Linked DNA regions of Homo sapiens: region 2 is linked to region 1. A link is a loop called in an ENCODE intact Hi-C map of the cell type or tissue named here. Cell type or tissue: PC-9. All regions are shown on one strand.

Evidence for each region. Peaks named below come from ENCODE experiments on the same cell type or tissue, not always from the same donor. Only the 100,000 strongest peaks of a DNase experiment are listed, where the experiment ranks them.
Region 2: it touches region 1 in a loop (6-fold over the local background); 17 of 110 quality-filtered maps call a loop at or near these places.

The regions. Positions count from the first base shown.
Region 1 is chr1:94,726,573-94,729,072 of GRCh38, reverse strand. The region is part of intron 2 of SLC44A3-AS1 (SLC44A3 antisense RNA 1); the gene reads left to right. Among named protein-coding and RNA genes, the nearest start is that of MIR378G, 18 kb to the left of the region's middle. RefSeq lists an enhancer at 132-632. In PC-9, no CTCF peak of the experiment used is centred here; DNase peaks (open chromatin) are centred at 472 and 1,052; H3K4me3 peaks cover 638 bases; H3K27ac peaks cover 2,500 bases.
Region 2 is chr1:94,782,016-94,784,515 of GRCh38, reverse strand. All of the region lies in intron 1 of SLC44A3-AS1 (SLC44A3 antisense RNA 1), which reads left to right. Among named protein-coding and RNA genes, the nearest start is that of SLC44A3-AS1, 37 kb to the left of the region's middle. RefSeq lists an enhancer at 592-1,354. In PC-9, no CTCF peak of the experiment used is centred here; DNase peaks (open chromatin) are centred at 225, 545 and 1,035; H3K4me3 peaks cover 419 bases; H3K27ac peaks cover 2,262 bases.

The sequences.
Region 1 (2,500 bases):
CAAAGTGGAAGGTCATAGAGTAAAATCAGCTTTCTTATATTTGAGGGAATACACTTGCAGATAAAATAACTAGATAGTTGGCCGGGCACAGTGGCTTACACCTGTAATCCCAGCACTTTGGGAGGTGGAGGCAGGTGGATCACCTGAGGTCAGGAGTTCGAGACCAGCCTGACCAACATGGTGAAACCCCATCTCTATTAAAAATACAAAAATTAGCCAGGTGTGGTGGTGGGCACCAGTAATTCCAGCTATTCAGGAGGCTGAGGCAGGAGAATCGCTTGAACCCGGGAGGTGGAGGTTGCGGTGAGCCAAGATCACGCCATTGCACTCTAGCCTGGGTGACAAGAGTGAAACTCCGTCTCAAAAAAAAAAAAAAACAAGAAGAAGAAGTAACCAGATAGCCACATAAATGCTTGTTATCTGATTCTTTCCTTCAAGGCTAAAACCAAAGAAACACTGCCCAGTATCAATGATTATTGTCTTTGATATGTAAGCAAAACTGGACACCTGTAGGCTGATGGAGGTTTTGTCCCACTTGAAGACTCTCTGTGTATGTGATTCCCTGCTTGGGCCTCCAGTCCATCTGCTGCCCTCTCCATCGGGCTCACTGTCCAAGTGGCTGGCCTGCAGGGTCTGCCATGGGCTCCCTGGGTTGTGCCACTGGGAAGCACTGGCAGGCGATCCTCTGGAGAGCTGGAGGAAAGTGAGGCAGGATATCTATCCACCTCCTCCACTGATGGCTTGCTGGGTTCATTTAAGGAGGGCTGCAGCTCCTGTTGATAGACCTTTCCTGTAGCTGCAGTTCTTACTGCATTCAGGTAAATGTTCCTTTCCCTTGCACATTCAGGCTGATTGGTGGTCATGGACTGTTGCCAACCCTGGGGTTCCCTTAAACTTGCCTAGACTTTTGTAAATACTCTTTTAATAAACTACCCTTAGTCACCCCTTTGAGTGTACGTGCCATCTGTCTGCAGCTGGAATTCTGACTCATACTCTCCGAATCGGACTCGAGGAATTTCTAAAATTTCATTCAACATTTATTTTAACAAAAAGGCTTTGAGAAACTACTTTATACAAGCAATAGATACTTAAACACTTAGTAATAACACCTAAACATTTTTGAGTGATTGTGATATGTAATCATTACTGGACTAAACAATTTAGATGGTTTAATCATTGCAGCAGCTTTGCAGTGAATATGTTTTTAAACCTCTTTTCCTATACGGAAACAAATATTCATTACAGTTAAGTACCTTGCCTGAGGCCATGACACCAGTAAGTAGAGGAAACAGGATTCATATTATATTTTAAACATATTTTCTTGATGGTCTTTTATATACAATGGTAATTATAATAGAGTGTTCAGAAAAATAATGAAAAATAGGAGGAGGAAAGAACTCTACTACATGCCAAGCACTGGATAAAAAAAATCTAGGCTCTGCTTTCTGAAGTTAAAGTCTAGTAGGGCGGCAAACATACACAGATCACTGATGGCCAAGTTTATCCAGTGAACGAGGGGTGGCAGAAGAGCATGGTGGTGGCAGGGCAGGGTGGTGGTCATTACATGCAGTGATATGCTGGCAAATGTTTCACAATGGGCCCACCCGTTCCACCCTGTGTTAGAGTGCTTGCAGTTTCTGTAGTATAGATGCTTCCAGCTTGGCTGACTTCAGGCTATATGGCATCACTGAATGGGGAGCTGGGAAGAGATTTACTTGATTGTGCTCCAGCACACCTCTAAATTGATGTGCAAGGGCGGAGAATCATGAACAACCTGGTGTGTGGATAAGATCTGCTGCAGCCCAGGAAACAAGCAGGTGAGGGACCATGGGCGGGGGTGGGGATGAGGCTGGAGAGGAGCTAGAGAATACCAAGGGCAAGGCTGTGGTTGATTGGCTGGAGCTGCACTGTCCCGTGTGTAGCCACACATTGCTCCTCAGTGACTGAAATGTGACTGGTCCAAAGTGCAATGTGCTGTGAGGGTAAAGTAGACACCAGAGATTGAAGACTTACTATGAAAAAAGGAATGCAAACTATATCATTAATGCTTTTTAATATTCCTTATGTTAATAAAATTTATAGATGTCATTGGTTTGGACTGAGCAGGAGCACTAGGCCCAGCAGACCAAACCAAAGTGGAGTTATGCGTGCTGAAGTTCCACCCTATCAAGCCAAAAGTAAATTGTTTATCTGACCTTCTGAGAAATCAAGAGAGAGACAGATAATAGCCTAATCCCCAAAAGAGTCAGTTTTAGCCAGCATGATGAGGAAAGTGCCCTCTGCTTTTACCTTTACAAGGAAAGCAGCTTTGAAACAACCACTCTGATTTTTCATTCTGTTTCTGCTTTCTTCAGCCCTTTTCTGTCTATAAAATCTGCTCAGCCCATTGGAACACTTATTCTGTTTTATAAAATAAGATGTTGCCTCATTCTAGAATCACAAATAAAATCCAACTAAGATCATTAAACTAAATTTGTTGTTATTTTGTCTTTTGACAATT
Region 2 (2,500 bases), 55 kb before region 1:
CAGTTTCTAGGAATCTCCATTTCCTACCTTGCTGCTCCTTAAAGACATTCTTCCTGCCTTGGCCTCTGACTTCCGTTGCTCTAGAATTGATGTCTGCTGTCTGCTTTCCACTTTGTCAGAATCCCCTTACAAGAAATCACAAAACTTTGTTTCCTGATTGAAATAAGAGGTCAGGGAAAAGACAGGGAGTATACACACAGTTGGAAATTCCAGCCTAGGCTGGGCGCGGTGGCTCACGCCTGTAATCCCAGCATTCTGGGAGGCCAACGCGGGCGAATCAAGAGGTCAGGAGATTGAGACCATCCTGGCTAACACAGTGAAACCCCGTCTCTACTAAAAAGTACAAAAAAATTAGCCGGGCGTGGTGGCAGGCTCCTGTAGTCCCAGCTACTCGAGAGGCTGAGGCAGGACAATGGCATGAACCCGGGAGGCGGAGCTTGTAGTGAGCTGAGATCACACCACCGCACTCCAGCCTGGGTAACTGAGCGAGACTCTGTCTCAAGAAAAAAAAAAAGAAAAAGAAAATTCCAGCCTATTACCCTGTTATAGTGATCAGATACCAAAGTTGCTGAAGACACAGAGAAAGACTTCCCTAGGGAACTTAAATGTTCTCTAAACATATAAGGCATGATAGATGTTCCCCATAACTGGATGATATTCCTCCTGTCCTATCCTCCTGCCCTAGCCACAGGAGTGAAGGCTTGCGTTTAGGAAGTATGTTATTACTGCAGCCTGTATGACTTACTTTCTGGTAATAAATCTTGTGTGTGAATTGTGGGGACGGCCAGCATCCAAAGTAAATAGCGACTGTTGTGGTGGAGGCTGGCTGGCCAGCCTGGCTGGCTGCGCTTCAGCTCCTTGGCTGCTCCTACAGGGATTGCTGCCGTGGAGCTGACTGTGGCTTCCCCAGGGCTCTGCTGAAAGGGCCTTCCAGCTCTGGGGAGGCTCTGCCCTCTTTTCTCCCTCAGCTAGGACCTTGGCAACTCTGCTCTTCCTCCTGGCAATCAGGCATCTGGAATGGCTGAAGGGTGAATTCCAAGCAGCAGAAAGAGTGCCAGAGTCCTGGGCACTTCCTTCTTTGGAATCTCTCTATCAGCCCAGCACACCCCAGGTTGTGTTTTCTGAGCAGAACAAGGTGATTCTCTGCAATGTACTAGAGGAGAGGAAGGACCAGGATGCACTGCATGCAGCTGTCTCAACTCACCTTGCTCCTTTCTTCCTCCATAACTTTGCTTTGGACATTTTCTCTGCCTGGAATGCCTTACCTTATTCTCTCTCTTTCTCCTGGTGAAATCCCTACTTATCCTCTAAGGCTGAATGAAAACACTGTCTCTTCTGGGAAGCCACCACCCCTCTCCCTCAAACCCTTTTCTCCCACAACTTTTTGTTCCTAGCCCTGTTGTAATACTGACCATATTGTATTATAGTGAGTAGTCTGCCTGAGTGAGTGCAATAACTTTTTTTTTTTTCTCTAACTCTTTGGCCCTAGGATCTAGGATGGTGCCTGGCACATATCAATGATAATGATGATTATAATAACAATTATTCATTATATGCTTAGCAGTTGCAAGGCACAGTGCTAAGAGCTCCGTAACATTTAATCTCCACCACAATTCTAAGGGTAGCTATTAGTGTTATCCTAGTTTCTGGATGAAGTGGTGGGTTTAGGGAGGTTCTGCAACTTGCTTAGGGTCCCATATCTTTTAAAGGGTGGAGCTAAGTTTTGAACCCAGGTTTGTGCAGCAAAAAGTCAGTGTTTTAACCTTTTTTGGTTAGGTTTTGACAGGTTTTTTGATAGGTTTTGATACCTATCACTGTTTTGATAGGTATTTTTTGAATGCTTGATTGAATGAATGATTCTAGAGGTGCCCAAGTACTCCCTCCATTCCCATCTGAGTGCAGCATCTAGGGCGGGGGCTGTTTTATTCCTCAGGCACTGGACTGTATCATGGTACCTTTGGCCCAGGCTCCTCACTTGATGGTGTCTTGCTTTTCCTTTTGGTGGGCAAGGAAGATCAAAAGGCTCTAATGATGGGATAAGCTCCTGATCTGCTTATAAATATACTGATCCTAATGTCAAGCCAGCATCCCTTTCATGGTCACAGCTCATGGTCTATCATCAAACTCTGTGACCGGTGGTATGAACAGGCTGGTTTGCATTTTCCCCAGAGCATTAATACCCATAATCTCTCCTTTGTCTGCCTTCCCTCTGTGTTTCTACAGTGTAGGGCTTGGCAGGGTTGGGGCCAGGGAATGTGTGGGGAGCTATGTGTGCTCCTTTCTCTCTTTCCCTATCACAGACAAGAGAGGGAAACTGGCATTATGCACTGATGTCACTGAAGGACAGAAACAAATTGCAAAAGTATATGCCTGCAAGGAAGGAAGCAAGTAGATGCCACTAATGCTATTTTTCTGTTTTTTCCTAGCACCTGGCATATAATTGATGCTCAATTAATATTTATTTATTGAAAAAAATTACACCACATTCACAAATGCCTTA